Regions from separate parts of the Homo sapiens genome. Here region 2 is linked to region 1. Evidence: read pairs that join two places in POLR2A ChIA-PET (ENCODE). Cell type or tissue: K562. All regions are shown on one strand. Each heading gives the region's core, and the rest is flanking DNA. Links, peaks and the distances in the headings are about the cores only.

The links. ChIA-PET counts read pairs that join two places held together with the same protein. Peaks named below come from ENCODE experiments on the same cell type or tissue, not always from the same donor. Only the 100,000 strongest peaks of a DNase experiment are listed, where the experiment ranks them.
Region 2: POLR2A ChIA-PET joins it to region 1 with 6 read pairs; 2 of 35 experiments call an interaction of 5 or more read pairs at or near these places.

Annotation. Positions count from the first base shown.
Region 1 is chr17:45,180,285-45,184,649 of GRCh38, reverse strand. No RefSeq gene overlaps it. Among named protein-coding and RNA genes, the nearest start is that of HEXIM2-AS2, 11 kb to the right of the region's middle. In K562, for the core only: a CTCF peak has its summit at 1,680; no DNase peak of the experiment used is centred there.
Region 2 is chr17:44,158,445-44,162,809 of GRCh38, reverse strand. It overlaps HROB (homologous recombination factor with OB-fold), which reads right to left. Exons shown (of 10, transcript NM_001171251.3): 10 at 334-939. The coding sequence ends at 878. Among named protein-coding and RNA genes, the nearest start is that of ASB16, 10 kb to the left of the region's middle. RefSeq lists an enhancer at 2,921-3,080. In K562, for the core only: no CTCF peak of the experiment used is centred there; DNase peaks (open chromatin) are centred at 2,689 and 3,145.

The sequences.
Region 1 (4,365 bases), core at 150-4,149:
GACCAGCCTGACCAACATGGAGAAACCCTGTCTCTACTAAAAATACAAAAAATTAGCCGGGCATGGTGGCGCATGCCTGTAATTCCAGCTACTCAGGAGGCTGAGGTAGGAGAATCGCTTGAACCCGGGAGTCAGAGGTTGCGATGAGCTGAGATTGTGCCATTGCACTCCATCCTGAGCGACAAGAGTGAAACTCCATCTCAAAAAAAAAGGGAAAATTTGGACACAGAGACACACATGCATAGAGGGAAGATGGACATGTGAAAACAAGGAATTGAAGCCATGCATTTACAAGTCAAGGAATGCCAAAGATTGCCAGCAAACCACTAGAAGCTAAAAATAGGCAAGGAAGGCCAGGTGCGGTGGCTCATGCCTGTAATCCCAGCTCTTTGACAAGCCAAGGTGGGAGGATTACTGGGGGCCAGGAGTTTGAGACCAGCCTGGGCATTATAGCAATATCCTGTCTCTATACATAAAAGTAAATAAAGAGGCAAGGAAGGATCTTTCTCCCACTGGTTTTAAAGAAAGTGTGGCCCTACCAACACCTTAAGACTTCTGTCCTCCAAAACTGAAACAATACACTTCCATTGTTCTAAACCACTCGGGGGTACTTTATTATAGCAACTTAGGAAACAAATACACCCAGTCAATATCTGTTGAATGAACAAATGGTGCTGCTTGTGTTCCTGATGAGTCATGGCATCTTTTCACCAGGAGAGAGGGATGTGTGTGTCCAGGCAGGACAATGGAAAGGTGCCTGGCCTGCTCTGCAGAGGGTACAGAGTGGCAGTGAGCCAGGTAAGGCAGGACCTTCTTTTTTTTTTTTTTTTTTTTTGAGATGGAGTCTCGCTCTGTGGCCCAGGCTGGAGTGCAGTGGTGCAATCTCAGCTCACTGCAGCCTCTGCCTCCCCAGTTCAAGTGATTCTCCTTCCTCAGCCTCCTGAGTAGCTGGGACTACAGGCACCCACCACCATGCCCGGCTAATTTTTTTGTATTTTTAGTAGAGATGGGGTTTTACCGTGTTAGCGAGGATGGTCTCGATCTCCTGACCTTGTGATATGCCCGCCTCGGCCTCCCAAAGTGCTGGGATTACAGGCATGAGCCACCGTGCCCGGCCAGGACTTTTTTTTTTGAGATGGAGTCTCGCTTTGCTGTCCAGGCTGGAGTGCAATGGCATGATCTCAGCTCACTGCAACCTCCACCTCCCAGGTTCAAGTGATTCTCCTGCCTCAGTCTCTCAAGTAGCTGAGATTACAGGCGTGCACCACCATGCCTGGCCAATTTTTGTATTTTTAGTAGAGATGAGGTTTCACCATATTGGCCAGGCTGATCTCAAACTCCTGATCTCAAGTGATCCACCTGCCTCAGCCTCCCAGAGTGCTGGAATTACAGGCATGAGCCACTGCACCTGGCCAAAGTCAGGATTTGAACCTGGGCTGTCCAACACCAGTCTGTGCTCTCAATCTCTGCACTTGCCAAGACCTCAGAGTAACTCAGCTGGCTCTAGAGAACCCTCCCTGTCCTGGCCTCCAAGTGGCCTCCTTCTTCCCCACCTCTGCTCTGAGTGAAGCAGAAGAAATGGGGCTGGGATAATCAAGAAGATACTAAGGAGGAAGCAAGGATAGCATTTGATTCTGAAACTTCCGGGGAGCTCATACACAGCACTTGCCCCCATGTGTGCCACCAGCAGGAGGCCTGGAGTAAACCCCAGTGCGGAGGCCCCCTCGCCTGGATAGGACAGAAGTCATCACGCGCGTGCACACACACACACACACACACACACACACACACACACACACACATGCACACACACCCCGGTGCAGGGCGTTGTGCTGTTGTGGCAAAAAAGCAACAGTTCCTTGCTAGGCAGAATTTCAGAATCTGATTGCTGGAGGAGCACTTGGCATGTTTTCTGGTCTGACCTCCTGCCCTTTCACAGGCACCCTGGCACATCCACTGATGGGAGCCAGGAGTCTCTGGGGACAGCCTGACCCCTAGCTGAGTGGTGGAAATTCCTCCTTCCCTTTAACTTGAGCTCTGCCCATTTCCTGGTCGGCCCTCTAAAGCTCCCCTGCCTGGTATCTAAACCCTGGAGGTCGTGCCATCTTGGAATCCTCCTAGGGATGTGGGCAGGTGCAAGGCACTCCACACTTGGGACTCCTGGTCAGGGCAAGCCGGGCAGAGAAAACCTCTGCAGCTCTCTGAACTCTGGTTCTCAGCCCTGGGTGTACCTGAGCATCCCCCAGGGAGCCTCAAAAATCCCAGAACAATTAAATCAGAAATTCTGGGCCGGGTGCGGTGGCTCATGCCTGTAATCCCAAGACTTTGGGAGGCCGAGGTGGGCAGATCACTTGAGGTCAGGAGTTGGAAACCAGCCTGGCCAACATGGTGAAACCCCGTCTCTACTAAAAATATAAAAAATTACCCAGGCGTGGTGGCGGGCGCCTGTAGTCCCAGCTACTCAGGAGGCTGAGGCAGGAGAATGGCATGAACCCGGGAGGTGGAGCTTGCAGTGAGCCAAGATCACGCCACTGCACTCCAGCCTGGGAGACAGAGCGAGACTCCATCTCAAAAAAAAAAAAAAAGAAAGAAAGAAAGAAAAAGAAAAAAAAAGAAATTCTGGGCATGGAACCCAGGCACTGGAACTGTGAAAACTTTCTCAGGTAATTCCAGTGGGAAGTAACATTGAGAAGCAATGATTTCTTGAACATAGGAGTTCTGCAAAGGGAGGGAAGCTGGACTCTGGCAAGATGGAAAGCAGCAGGAAGGCAGTCATAGGGAAAGGCTTCCAAAAAAGTAGAAGGTCTGGTACAGATAGGAGTTTAAAAAATTAAATAGGCTGGATGCAGTGGCTCACGCCTGTAATCCCAACACTGTGGGAAGCTGAGGCGGGTAGATCACCTGAGGTCAAGAGTTCAAGACCAGCCTGGTCAGCATGGTGAAAGCCCGTCTTTACTAAAAATACAAAAATTAGCCAGGCGTAGTGGCACGAGCATCTAGCCCCAGCTACTCAGGAGGCTGAGAAGCAGACAAATTGCTTGAACCCGGGAGGCAGAGGTTGCAGTGAGCTGAGATCGTGCCACTGCACTCCAGCCTGGGTGACCGAGCGAGACTCCATCTCAAATAATAATAATAATAATAAATAATTTTTAAAAATGGAAAAGTAGAATGGTGGTATTCAGGGGCTAGAAGAACGTGGGAAATGATGAGTTATTGTTTAATGTGTATAGAGTCTTAGTTGAGAAGATGAAGAGAGATGGATGATGGCGAGGTTACAGAACAATTTGAATGTATTTAATGCCACTGAATTGTACACTTCATTTTTTAATTTTTTTTTGAGACGGAGTCTCGCTCTGTCACCCAGGTTGGAGTACAGTGGCGCGATCTCTGCTCACTGCAAGCTCCGCCTCCCGGGTTCAGGCCATTCTCCTGCCTCAGCCTCCCGAGTAGCTGGGACTACAGGCGCCCGCCACCACGCCCAGCTAATTTTTTGTATTTTTAGTAGAGACGGGGTTTCACCGTGTTAGCCAGGATGGTCTCGATCTCCTGACCTCGTGATCCACCCACCTTGGCCTCCCAAAGTGCTGGGATTTACAGGCGTGAGCCACCATGCCCGGGGTGAATTGTACTCACGCCTGTAATCCCAACACTGTGGGAAGCTGAGGCGGGTAGATCACCTGAGGTCAAGAGTTCAAGACCAGCCTGGTCAGCATGGTGAAAGCCCGTCTTTACTAAAAATACAAAAATTAGCCAGGCGTAGTGGCACGAGCATCTAGCCCCAGCTACTCAGGAGGCTGAGAAGCAGACAAATTGCTTGAACCCGGGAGGCAGAGGTTGCAGTGAGCTGAGATCGTGCCACTGCACTCCAGCCTGGGTGACCGAGCGAGACTCCATCTCAAATAATAATAATAATAATAAATAATTTTTAAAAATGGAAAAGTAGAATGGTGGTATTCAGGGGCTAGAAGAACGTGGGAAATGATGAGTTATTGTTTAATGTGTATAGAGTCTTAGTTGAGAAGATGAAGAGAGATGGATGATGGCGAGGTTACAGAACAATTTGAATGTATTTAATGCCACTGAATTGTACACTTCATTTTTTAATTTTTTTTTGAGACGGGGTTTCACCGTGTTAGCCAGGATGGTCTCGATCTCCTGACCTCGTGATCCACCCACCTTGGCCTCCCAAAGTGCTGGGATTTACAGGCGTGAGCCACCATGCCCGGGGTGAATTGTACACTTGAAAATGACTGGCTGGGCGCGGTGGCTCACGCCTGTAATCCCAGCACTTTGGGAGGCCAAGGCGGGCGGATCACGAGGTCAGGAGATCGAGACCATCCTGGCTAACACGGTGAAACCCCGTCT
Region 2 (4,365 bases), core at 240-4,239, 1.0 Mb after region 1:
AACCCCGTCTCTACTAAAAAAAAAAAAAAAAAAAAAAAATCAGCCGGGCGTGGTGGCAGGAGCCTGTAGTCCCAGCTACTTGGGAGGCTGAGGCAGAAGAAAGGCATGAACCCGGGAGACGGAGCTTGCAGTGAGCCGAGATAGCGCCACTGTACTCCAGCCTGGGTGACAGAGCGAGACTCCGTCTCAAAAAAAAAATTTTAGAAGTCTAAAAGTATATAAAAAAGAAAAAAAAAGAGAAAAAGAGTTGCCTGAGCCCTTTTGTGGCCACACAGCACTGGCAGGGCAGTTAGGCAGGAGCAGCAGGGGGTGGAAAAGAAAGGGAGGCAGAAGAAGCAGGAGATGCTTTATTTCAGAACAAGGTACAATAGGCCACACCTCTGTCCTGCACCTGGGAACCTTGGGCATGGATGAGCAGAGCAACCACAGGTCTGAAGAGACAAAGCAGAGGAAGCCTGAGCGTGCTTCTCCCCTGTGTGGAGGGGCAGGCCGCCATTGTTGTGGTGTGGCTCCTTTCATCTCCTCAGCTGTCCAGGGACTAGGGTATGAAGGGACAAGAAAACCAGGCCCAATATCCTCTAAAATTAAGCTGAGGCAGGAGAGGGACACCCAAGGCGAGGGTGACAGGCCTTTCTTGTTGGCTGGAGAGCCAGTCTCCGGCCGGATTCTGGTGCCAACGGCAAAGGAAGGCCCAAAGTGAGGGCAGCGCAGAGATGAGGGGGCTCTCAGGGAAAACACCCAGGGTGGGAGCAACCACAGAAGCCCCCCGGCTGTGTCCACTCTCCAATCATGCTGGCCTTCTTCTCCCCCTTGGATGTGACCAGACACATGCCCAGAGCTGCCTGCTCATGGTGGGTTGTCCTGCGTTGGGGCAGTCTCAACTACTGGTCCCACAGAAGAAGTCTTCAGGAAGCTCACTCAGGAGTCCATCCAGGTCATCTACAGAGAGGGGAATGATGGGTAGCCTTAGTGACAACATCAGCATTCCATGTGACTCAGGTCCAAAGTTTCTGCCCTTCAGGAGGGCCTGGACCTGGCTGTATAGCTGGGCAGGCGGCTCCTCCAGGCAGTGGTACCCATGCCAATGGGCCTGAGGCTGGCCTGACTTCCATCTTCCCTCTGCTCCCCTTGTACCCGTACATGACAAAAGGCGGGGGCGTAATCCCTGGGCCATTCTGACGAGGAAGAGGATTCCCCTGAGCCTCACTGATTCCTCTCCTTCCATCCAGTCATAGTGCCAAACAAGAAGGCTTCAGAGGTCACCTAGTGCAACTCTCATTGGCTGAAGGAGAAAGAGGGCTGGGAAAAGCCATCAGATGTGTTCAGAGTTACACAGTTCCTTAATTGGCTTCTCATCTGACAGTGGAAAATATCACCCCCTTCCTCAAAGTGCCTGTGTAAGACTACAGTTCTCAGATGTGGTACTTATGTCCGAGAACTTGGACACAGCTGACCTCGATAATCCCTAGCAATATTATTTACTAGCAGCAGCTAATACTGACTGAGTGCTTGCTCTGTGCCTCAATAAACATTCATAGGTAGGGCATCTCCAGTTAGCTCCTGTTATCAACCCCACTTTACCTGAAACAAACTTTTTTTTTTTTTTTGAGACAGAGTCTCACTCTGTCGCCCAGGCTGGAGTGCAGTGGCGTGATCTCGGCTCACTGCAAGCTCCGCCTCCTGGGTTCACACCATTCTCCTGCCTCAGCCTCCTGAGTAGCTGGGACTTACAGGCGCCCACCACCACGCCTGGCTAATTTTTTATATTTTTAGTAGAGATGGGGTTTCACCGTGTTAGCCAAGATGGTCTTGATCTCTTGACCTCGTGATCCACCTGCCTTGGCCTCCCAAAGTGCTGGGATTAGAGGCATGAGCCACCATGCCCGGCCCACCAGCCCTAATATTCTATAATCAACTCTCTGTCACTACCAGCAACCTTCTGGTGATGCCTTGGCTTGTCTCACAAAGAAAGAGTGCAGGCTTCCAGGCAATGCAAGATTCCAGGATAAGAGACATATGCTTTTTCACAAGATATAATGGCCTTTGTGGTTTATCCATTGGTATACTGTGAATTAGGTAGTGTGAGAACACCTATCCATAATTGTGGGTGGAAACCTACCCAGGTGCCAGGGCAAGAGACTGAAGGCACAAACTGTTCCAGTATAATAAAGAAAACAGAATAAGAAAAGTTATACTAGAAATAGGATATAGAGATGATTATATATGGATTTTTTTTATTTTTGAGATGGAGTCTTACTCTGTCGCCCAGGCTGGAGTGCAGTGGCACGATCTCGGCTCACTGGAAGCTCCGCCTCCCAGGTTCATGCCATTCTTCTGCCTCAGCCTCCCGAGTAGCTGGACTACAGGCGCCCGCCACCACGCCTGGCTAATTTTTTGTGTATTTTTAGTAGAGACGGGGTTTCACCATGTTAGTCAGGATGGTCTCGATCTCCTGACCTCGTGATCCGCCCACCTTGGCCTCCCAAAGTGCTGGGATTACAGGAGTGAGCCACCGTGCCCAGCTATATATGAATATTACCAATCATTAGTTTTTAATACTAATCTCTGTATTATCATTATAACCGAGAAAAAAAACAGCCAGTACAGAGTCAGGAGCTGAAGGCACATTGTGAGAAGTGAGCAGAAGACAAGAGTGAAAGTCCTCTGTCACGCCCTGATAAGGGCTGCCTGATGACACCTTGGTCTAGCAGTAGCGCCAGTGCCTGGTAAGGCACCCGTTACTTAGCAGACCTCAGTCTTGCGGTAGCGCCAGTGCCTGGGAAGGCAACTGTTACTTAGCAGACTGGGAAAGGGAACTCTCCTTGGGGGAGTTCGAGAACACTGCTCCACCAGCTCTTGTGGGAGGCCTGACATTAGCCAGGCCTGCCCACAATCATCTGGAGGCTTCAACGTCTCCCTGTGATGCTGTGCTTCAGTGGTCACGCTCCTTGTCCACTTTCATGTTCCGCCTGTATACCTGGTTCTTCTTTTAAGTTCTTGGAAGATAGCAGTAGTGAATTAGTGAAAGTATTAAAGTCTTTGATTTCTCTGATAAGTGCACAGAAAAAACGCTGACATATGCTGTCCTCCCTCTCTGCTTCAGCTACCACAAAGGGAAAGGCCCCCATCACGTGGACACGTGACTTGCTTGACTTTATCAATCTTTTGAGATGACTCACACTCCTTACCCTGCCCCCTTGCCTTGTATACAATAAATAGCAGCGCATCCAGGCATTTGGGGCCACTACCGGACTCCACGCATTGGTGGTAGTGGCCCCTTGGGCCCAGCTGTCTTTCCTACTTTCTCTTAGTCTTGTGTCTTATTTTTCTATAATCTCTCGTCTCTGCATACGAAGAGAAAACCCACAAGGCCCAGTAGGGCTGGACCCTACATCTGGCACCCAACTCTTGTCTTCTGGTCACTTCTCACAATGTCCCTTCAGCTCTTGACTCTATATTGGCTGGTTTTTTTCTCAGTTATAATAATAATACAGAAATTAGTACTAAAAACTAATGATTGGTAATATCCATATATAATCATCTCTATATCCTATTTCTAGTATAACTTTTCTTATTCTAACTATTTTCTGTATTATACTGGAACAGTTTGTGCCTTCAGTCTCTTGCCTCGGCACCTGGGTAGGTTTCTGCCCACATATAATCCTGTGAACTTTGGGGCCAGACAGGATTGAATTTTTGGAATTGAAAAGCTAAAGACCAGGCTGGGCACGGTAGGTCATGCCTCTAATCCCAGTACTTTGGGAGGCAGAGACAGAAGGATCGCTTGAGCCCCAAGAGTTCGAGGCCAGCCTGGGCAACATGGCAAAACTGTCTCTACAAAAAATTTAAAAATTGCTGGGCATGGCCGGGCGCGGTGGCTCACGCCTGTAATCCCAGCACTTTGGGAGGCTGAGGCGGGCAGATCGCGAGGTCAGGAGATCGAGACCATCCTGGCTAACACAGTGAAACCCCGTCTCTACTAAAAATACACAAAAAATTAGCTGGGCATGGTGGCGGGCGCCTGTAGTCCCAGCTAATCAGGAGGCTGAGGCAGGAGAATGGCATGAACCCGGGAGGCGGAGCTTGCAGTGAGCTGAGATCGCACCACTGCACTTCACCCTGGGTGACAGAGCGAGACTCCGTCTCAAAAAAAAAAAAAAATTGCTGGGCATAGTGGCACATACCTATAGTCCCAGCTACTCGGGAGGCTGAGGTGGGAGGACTGCTTGAGCCTAGAGGCCGAGGATGCAGTGAGGCGTGTTCATAACACTGCACTCCAGCCTGGGCAACAGAATGAGACCCTGTCGCAAAAATAAAAATTAAAGTAAAAAAAGCTAAAACTAGATCCTGAATGGTGTTAGTTTC